Regions from separate parts of the Homo sapiens genome. Here region 2 is linked to region 1. A link is a contact called in ENCODE Hi-C or POLR2A ChIA-PET data. All regions are on one chromosome and are shown on one strand. Each heading gives the region's core, a stretch centred on a gene start or an enhancer-like site at or near the end of the contact. The rest is flanking DNA. Distances are from core to core; before and after follow the strand shown. Region 1 overlaps LINC02026 (long intergenic non-protein coding RNA 2026). Region 2 holds the start of LINC02026 (long intergenic non-protein coding RNA 2026).

The links. A loop is a pair of places that touch in the nucleus more often than their neighbours do. ChIA-PET counts read pairs that join two places held with the same protein, here RNA polymerase II (POLR2A). Pooled maps may share reads with other maps.
Region 2: a map of endothelial cell of umbilical vein shows a loop between it and region 1 (4-fold over the local background). The contact joins the promoter of LINC02026 here to the enhancer-like site in region 1. A Hi-C loop is called at or near these places in 6 of 168 maps with a recorded cell type or tissue (B cell, Caco-2, Calu3 and 3 more), 13 of 37 single-sample maps with no recorded cell type and 15 of 50 pooled maps. POLR2A ChIA-PET finds 5 or more read pairs at or near these places in 7 of 52 experiments (K562, MCF 10A, OCI-LY7 and 4 more).

The regions. Positions count from the first base shown.
Region 1 is chr3:193,958,863-193,963,166 of GRCh38, forward strand. LINC02026 (long intergenic non-protein coding RNA 2026) reads right to left here. Exons shown (of 3, transcript NR_033944.1): 2 at 867-1,099. Among named protein-coding and RNA genes, the nearest start is that of LINC02026, 43 kb to the right of the region's middle. RefSeq lists an enhancer at 867-3,519. Within about 2 kb of position 2,114, at least 4 of the 41 ENCODE cell types and tissues checked have a DNase peak (open chromatin) inside an H3K27ac peak, as active enhancers do.
Region 2 is chr3:194,001,125-194,005,428 of GRCh38, forward strand. LINC02026 (long intergenic non-protein coding RNA 2026) reads right to left here and starts at 2,535. Exons shown (of 3, transcript NR_033944.1): 1 at 2,461-2,535. RefSeq lists a silencer at 2,061-2,230 and an enhancer at 2,594-3,109.

The sequences.
Region 1 (4,304 bases), core at 864-3,363:
AAAAGACATCCCCAGTACCTATGAATGTGACCTTACTTGGAAATAGAATCCTGGTAATATAATCAAGTTAACTTAATCAAGTTAAGGATCCCTTCTTATAAGGACATCAGTCATTGAATAACATCTGCCTCGCCCCCACCAATCTTGGACAGCTTCATTTCAATTTAGGATGGACCCTAATCCACTGAGTGATGTTCTTATAAAAAGAGGAAGGTGGGCCGAGCACAGTGGCTCATGCCTGTAATCCCAGCACTTTGGGGGAGGCCAAGGCGGGTGGATCAGCTGATGTCAGGAGTTCAAGACCAGCCTGGCCAATGTGGTGAAACCCCATCTCTACTAAAAATACAAAAATTAGCCAGGGGTGGTGGCGGGTGCCTGTAATCCCAGCTACTCAGGAGGCTGAGGCATGAGAATTGCTTGAACCGGGGAGGCAGAGGTTGCAGTGAGCAAAGATCATGCCACTGCGCTCCAGCCTGGGCGACAAAGCGAGACTCTGTCAAAACAAAACAAAAAGAAAAGAAAAGAAAAAAGAAAAAGGGCATAAGAAGACACAGACACACAGGGAGAATGCCAGGTAAGGACAGAGACAGAGATCGGAGTGATGCGGCTGCAAACCAAGGAAGGCCAGGGACTGACGGCCACCTCCAGAAGCTAGGAAGAGGCAAGGAAGGATTCTGCTCAACCTCAGAGGAAGCGCGGTCCTGCTGACACCTTGATTTCAGACTTCCAGCCTTCAGAACCGAGACAGAATAAATGTCTGCTGTTGAAGCCAGTCTGTGGTATTTTGTTATGGCAGCCCCAGGAAACTAACACAGACCCCCTAATCTCCTCTTCCCTGTTCAGTAGATACATGCTATAACACTTACCCTGGAAGACCTCTCCAAACTCTTATAAGTTCTCCCCATAAAAAGGTTCATACTTCTATGTTTCTAAAGAGCTTTGCCACCATTTTAGCAGCTTCTCCTAAAATCTCTTTAGAGACCTGCTTATAACTCATCCTTGGGGTTGGTGCTCCTGGAACCACTGTAAACAGGAGATCATCTGTCTGGTGCTCCTGGGAGGTGAAGCTTCTTGGACCAGCTGCAGAGCAAGCAGCACTCTGTAGAAAGGGTGTAGAAGGGGCAGGAACTGTGACAGATGAAGGACACCATGATGTACTTTGAAGGGCCTGACATAGACTTGCCACTTCCTCTCTCCTTTTGCCTCCCAGAAAGTGGGTCCATAGAGCCTTCTTCTTGCTCAGGTCACAACACAAACTAAATCTACCTTGCTTGGTGCCTGCACCAAGAGGTCAACCCCCTGAGTCCCTGGAATGAGCACTGGATTATGAGTCTAGAACCCTGTGATCCATTCCTAATTCTGCCACTCACCAGCTCTACCAGATTTTCTTCATCTATAAAATGGGTCTATCACCTCCACCTGGCAGGGAGGTTGTGGACCACAGGTCAGACAGGAACGTAGAAGAGCACTGAAAATGAAAAGTGGTGAAATCATTATCACCATCGTCTTCCACCAGTTGTCAACGCCTGGTTGGGGAGAAACCTCAAAGAGGACCAGGAAAACTGGATCAAAGTGTCCAGCTGGTAGAAGAAGAGTCAGCTGTAGGGCCTGATCCTCTGGCATTGGCTGCCCAGGGAGAGCGCAGTTGAGATGCATTCTCCCGGTGGGTAATAAAATGAGTTTACGTAGGGAGGAAGCAGGATGTATAAAGCCCAGGAGCCCGATCTGTTTCTGAGATCAAACAGAGCAGCATTGTGCCGGGGTGTGGAGCTGATGTCAGCGTCTAGAATGCTGGTTGGAATCACCCTGGTTACGCAGCTGGACCGGAATAAGGCAAGTCTGTATCTGAACTCATTAATTTTTACAACCAACTGAACTGTTCTGCCTTTTTTTGCGGGGGAGGCGGTAGGGGGAGGTGGTGCAGGAGGAGAACAAGGGAAGAAAGGCAAAGGGGAGGAGCTAGTATGTATGGAGCAGGGGGCTTCCCACCAGCAGACACTATCTCATTATTCCCCAGCAAACGCCAGCTTCGAACCCCCAGCCCCTGGGACAGTCAGGCCTAACCGCGGCAGCAGGTCCTGCCAGGGGAAGGAGAGAAACGGGCCAGTAAGACATAAGGATAATTAGAGTGGCACAAGCCGCTCCTAGGCGTTCAGGTTATGTCAATGTTTCCATTATATGCCTCACTTTTCAGGGGTTTATAACGGAGCTATAAAAACTCACGCCAGCTGAGAATTTGGCAGGCCAGGTCACAGCAGCAACGGAGGGACTGTTTTTTTAATTCAATTCAGCTGCTTGTAACTTGGGGTAGGGGAGGACGTGGTACACTTGGATAACTCAAAGGGGCTGGTTTGAAGTATGGGGCACTATTTTGCTGTGTGATCAGCCCTCCTCCTCCTACTGTCATTTCTTTGTGCTACAGGAAAAGGAACCGCATTATATAAATGCATCCCAAACACTTCCCAAGCCAAGAATGTACAGACACTTTCCAAGCGCCAGCCAACTCAGCTTTTCCCCATTCCTAAGAAAGTATACAGGTCAGCCTCCTTCCAGCAAATGTGCAAACCATCTCACCCAAACCTCTACACAAAAAATTAACAAGCTTCTGCAGATGAGCTGTTTGGTGCTCAATCTGTCCTATGATGAGATGATACATAGTAAGAGCTATTCCAGACAGATCCCAGTATTTGGGACAGTCCTTTTGCATTCGTGTAACAGGATTTGGCCTGGTTGATCAGTGTTATCCAAATCTCATCGGATGGGGTTTGTTGGCCTCTCAGGCACAGAGTGAAGACAGCTCTTTCTCTATAATTTAGCCCAGAATCTCCAATTCAGTCAAAGTTCCCAAATCCTGCAGGATCTCTGACAGTCCAGTGCACAGGTCCTTCCACATAGAGCATGGAGGCCTCTTTGATTTTCCTGTCAGAAGTCCTCTCTCTCTCCTCTGCTCTCCTACCTACTCTCTTCCTATTACACGTATCCTTTGACTGCTGTGTTACATTTCAGTGATTTTTGCATGTCTTATGTATTTTACTGTATGGTGAGCCCCTTATGACAGAGTCCTGAGCTTATTAGTCTCTACTTTCTCCAATGTGCCAAATTTAGGTGGACTCTGCTCAGGAAATGTAGGTGGAATTAATTACGAAGTAATTAATGAATGACAATCAGAAGCCAGGTGGCAGACAGCAGAAATAAAAGTAAATGTTGAGCAGACAGGGACTTATCAATTCCTTCTTTCTTAATAGAAAACAGCATATCGAATTAATTTCTTACCTTGCTACTGATAGTAACATTAAAAAATGATAAAATGGGGGGAGGGAATCAAGATCCACAACCAGAGTACAGAAACACGATGCAAGCAATAACATGTATGTTCATATGCTCATAACTACGGTAACATAACAGTTATAAAAAGCAAATAAAAACATGTGTGTACCTCTACACACAACTCTATTAGCAAATACCTACAGGTACAATGAGAGAAGCATATTTTATTGCATGCACTGATTTTCCTCTCCATTATAACTTAGTCCCTAGCCCCTCATGCTTTGAAAGTGCTTTATAAACTATGAATAAGTAACTGCATACATAGAGAGGGATGATGTTGTAGCACTGTAGCACATAGAATATCCAATAAAAATTTGCCTAATGAATGAATGAACAAATGGGTGAACTACTATGGTCATTTAACTGAAATAATACTTCTTCAAATGCTAAAGAAAATATTGTTAGTGATGGTAACTAATTTAAGTTCCATCATAAATACCCAGCTCTGATCCAAAAGTTAGTTAATGATAGGATTTCAGTCTTCCTTAGGGGTTCAGAAGACGGTGGCCAAATGTCACAGTCAACAGGGCAATGGACATACATGTTTGTGTGATTGAAAACTGGTCTTTCCAACAAATTTGCACTGATCTGGACAGTGGAAGGTAGCAGAGCTGGGAGGGTCCAAGTATGATGAAAGGGTAGGTGAAAAAAGATGATCAAAGTCAGAGGCTAGGATTGCTTTTATAAAGGAGCCTGGGATGAATTGCATTTTCTGGAAGATTTCTAGTGTTGCTCTATAATTTCTGTTTAATTGGAATGTGAAGTTCTTCATAAATTAAGGAGTGTAGCTGAAGCTCATGTCTCTAAGTTAGGACACTGAACTAACTTGACTGCCCACCCTGAGATCAATCAATGGCCAAGAGAACTGAGATGACTACGACAATTTAGACCCATTATCATTCATCTTCTGGCACTGAGATAGAAAAAAAAGCCTAGCCCTGAAATCAAAGCATCTCTCTGTACTGCCAAAACAACTC
Region 2 (4,304 bases), core at 1,285-3,784, 43 kb after region 1:
GCCACCGTGTCTGGCCAAAAAATTTTTTTAAATTAGCCAGAGGCCAGGTGCAGCGGCTCACGCCTGTAATCCCAACAGTTTGGGAGGCTGAGGAAGGCAGATCACCTGAGGTCAGGAGTTCGAGACCAGCCTGGCCAACATGGTGAAACCCCCTCTCTACTAAAAATACAAAAATTAGCTGGGCATGGTGGCACACGCCTGTAATCCCAGCTACTCTGGAGGCTGAGACAGGAGAATCGCTTGAACCCAGGAGGCGGAGCTTGCAGTGAGCCGAGATGACGCCATTGCACTCCAGACTGGGCTACAGAGCAAGACTCTGTCTCAAAAAAATAAAATAAAATTAGCCAGGCATGGTGGCACACACCTGTAGTCCTAGTTACTTGGCAGGCTGAGGCAGGAGGATTGCTTGAGGCCAGGAGGATGAGGCTGCAGTAAGCCATTATCATGCCACGGCTCTCCAGCCTGGGTGACATTGTGAGACCCTGTCTCTAAAAAATAAATTAAACAAATAAAAAATAAAGACTGATGGAGTCCAACTCAAGAACTTTAATGCAAACAGGCAGGTGTGAGGGAAGAGAGAGGAAAGGATTGCTTTCAATCACCGGCAGCAAGATAAGGAGCAGTCCAGGAAAGTTTTCAGAAGGGGATGACATTGCTATTAAGACTTACGAGCTGAAGGGAATTCAGTAGCTGCAGATAGAGCCTTTCAGATCGAGGAGGTGGCCCGCGAAGGGGATTCCACTGTCACAAAACATAAAGGCTCTGCACTTCCGTTCCCCACTCCTCGGAGAAGGAGGGTAAAACACGAAGGCTCTGCACTTCCGTTCCCCCACTCCTCGGAGAAGGAGGGTGAGAAGAGCTGGGCCCTCAGAACCCAGGACCACATAAGAAGTTTTTTCTGTTTAAGACAGCCTTCTTCTCCACTATTTGTCTGGTAAATACCTCGTCTTCAAGCCCCAGCCTAAGGACGCCTCCTCCGGGAAGCCCACCATGACTTTTCCAGGCAGGGTTAGTTGTCCTGTCTGCTGCACTCCTACTACCCTCTGTTCTAGAGAGTTAGGGAAATTTAGAAGTTAGGCAAACAGGCTCTGCCACCATTCTGCCTGAGTTCAAATCCTTGCTCAGCCACTGCGTTGCTGAGTCATCTGAAGCAAGGCACTCCCCTCTCTGGGCCTCAGTTTTACCATCTGTTAAACGGCGTAACGATGGCACTGTCCTCCTGAAGTCACCGTGAGGATGAAACAAGGCAATGTCCCTAAACCAAGTGCCTGCCGTAGTGTCTGCTCTTGTTACTCATAACCATGGGCTGCTCTTACTGGACGGTGCTTGTGACCGCAAGAACCCTAAGGGCCAGGGCTATTCATCTCTGAATCTCTCTCTGCAGTGTTTAGAGGTGCTGTCCACAAGTCAGGTGTTCAATTTCTATCTTCTGAAGGACTGAACAAAACATGGCTATGAAAAGGGACAAAATGAATCAAGCCTTAATGCAAAGACACAGTAAATGCAGGTGAAATGACGGGAAAGGAGAAAGGAATGTAGGAAAGTAAATGGGGGAGAGGAGACGGTGCACCGCCTTCAGAGGAGAAAAATTCCTATTAAATTCCTGTTCCGCCTGTAATCTCAGCACTTTGGGAGGCCGAGTTGGGTGGATCACCTGAGGTCAGGAGTTCGAGACCAGCCTGACCAACATGGTGAAACCCCATCTCTACTAAAAATACAAAAATTAGCCAGGCCTGGTGGCAGGCGCTTGTAATCCCAGCTACTCGGGAGGCTGACGCTGGAGAATCCCTTGAACCCCGGAGGCGGAGGTTGCAGTGAGCCAAGATCTCACCACTGCACTCCAACCCGGACAACAGAGCGAGACTCTGTCTCAAAAAATAAAAAATTCTCGTTCATCTCTTAACGTGGGGACTTGCCCATTTATATTTGGACGGTATTTTTCTCTGGCTGTCCCACTTCCCGGGGCCTTGGAGCTCCCTCCCCCGCAGGGCGGCTTCTCTCCTCCTCCTCCCTCCTCCCTCCCGCTCCCAGGGGAAGGGCCGCGGCCGCAGCCCTGACCTCGCCTCCCACGCGGGCCAGCAGCCGGCCAGCCCGCGGGCGGGGCAGGAAGGGGGAGCCGAGGCTCCGGGCACCCGAGATCCTTAACTGCAGCTTCCAAAGCCCTGGCTGATCCTAATCAGTGTGGGAAAGGAGCGCCGGGCCCAGCCCGCCGGCCGGAGACGCCGCCTCTTTTCATAAACTTTATCGCCGCGGTGCACAGCCGCTGATAAAGCACCATAAATAAACGAGCGGGCGGGAGTGCGCGGCTGTCTGGAGGCTGCCGGAGCGCACGCCCTGCCTCGGCCCTGCAGCTCCCGGGGGAAATGAATCACACGCCGGGCTGCAAAGAGCAGCATGTTCTCCTCTCCAGACCAAGGCCGTAAATAATAATGCGTTCTTTCCCTACGTGGAGACCCTCACCTTTTGTCTTGTGCATTCCGTAAAAAGCTCAGGAGTTTCCTTCCGGCTGCCTGGCCTCCCCTCCTTGCCCCGGGGGGTTAGGAGTGCTCTGTTCTGACTTAGGCGTTTCCCTAGGGTGGAGCTCCTGGGCCTGGGTTGGGCCTGGGCGTGTGGCTCCGTGATCGTAAGTCCCCTCTGGCTCTTGCACAACAGACCGAGGCTGGAGCAGGGCAGGGAGGCCGCAGTGGGGCCTGGGTTAGGAGGGGGGTGGTTTGACATCTCTAGTGGTAAGTGATGGTGAGCCCGGTTCCCGCCGTGGTGGCCACGGACATGTGTGGTGGATAGCCTGCTGCAGCTGAGTCATCGAGGAACCCTGGGTACAGCTTATTCAGAGGCCAAGGGAGAGTGCATACCCTGATCACAAAGAAAGAAGACTTTGCCCCACTTGATGGCGTGTTCAGCAGGCCGCATGATCCGTGTCCCTTAGCTGTTGAAGTTTTGACTTGGGGGGTGCCCGAAGTTAATCTATGGTACAATTTTGGGGAGTAGAGTTTGAGGATGATTCCATGAACATGAAACAATCTAGAAAGTCAGTGGTGTGTGGAACAGCCCAAAGCAGGCCAGCTCCGCCACAAGGTCCAGTCTCTAACCCAACCCTGCTGCCACTCAGCTCTGTGGCCTCGGGCAGCCACTGCCCTTCTCTGAGCCTCAGTTTCCCCATCCTTCTAATGATCTCTAAAGAGATCTTCCAGCTCTTCTGCTCACTTAGTGAGAAATAACATCCTTGCTATAAATTCTTCCATTTCCGAGGTGTCCCAGCACAGGCCCCTCTGAAGAAACACTGTAATGTCCACTTAGAAGAAACCAGGGCGTGGGCCATTTCTGTAACTGACACCTCGTTAGCGAGATTAGCACTGGAAATTACCTCCTGGGGAGTTTACAGAGGTTCAGGAGCCCTCTAGCCAGAATAAAGTCAGCTTGTGAGGTAAAAAGATTTAAAAATAAAATCCAGTACTTGATTACAGCATTAGGTCAGTGTTTCTCTGCGCCCCAAGGATAAGCTCCATGGTGGCTGGGGTTCTGCTTCCTGTGAGAAGGATTGGCTGGCTTGAAACATCTCATCCCCAAAAGTCAAATGTTTCCTTTAGTGGGAAGCAGGGCCGGGAAGGAAGGAACTTCTGGTTGCAGCTCTAGAGAGTGGAATCTAGGAGTCCTGATAGATTATTTATGGTTCAGCACTCCTAGAGAGTGTGGATTTTGGGAGCTGACTCCTCCAGCCATGGCCAACAAGAGCCGATCACTCATGAAATAGAAATGAACAATGGCAGCCAGGCACCGTGGCTCACGCCTGTAATCCCAGCACTTTGGGAGGCGGAGGCGGGTGGATCACGAGGTCATGAGTTCTAGACCAGCCTGGCTAACATGGTGAAACCATGTCTCTACTAAAAATACAAAAATTAGCTGGGTGTAGTGGCGGGCGCCTATAATCCCAGCTACTCGGGAGGCTGAGGCAGGAGAATTGCTTGAACCGGTGAGGCGGAGGTCGCAATGAGCCGAGACAGTGCCACTGCACTTCAGCCTGGGCGACAGAGTGAGACTCCATCTAAAAAAAAACAAAAATAAAAAATAAAAGACATGAACAAAGGCCTGGTTCTTCTAGTACCCATTTCTGACACCACATGTCCCAGGAAACATGTGGCCCCAGACAGCCTTCATTTCCTGCTCTCCGGACAGAAGGCCACTCAGTCTTGTTTCCTTTATTTGCATAATGTCAAGAAAAATGAGTCACACCAGATTGTCATGTGTTAAGTAATATTGGCAAAGGTTTCCAACTGAGTTTAGAGTTGATTTCTTACCAAGGAACA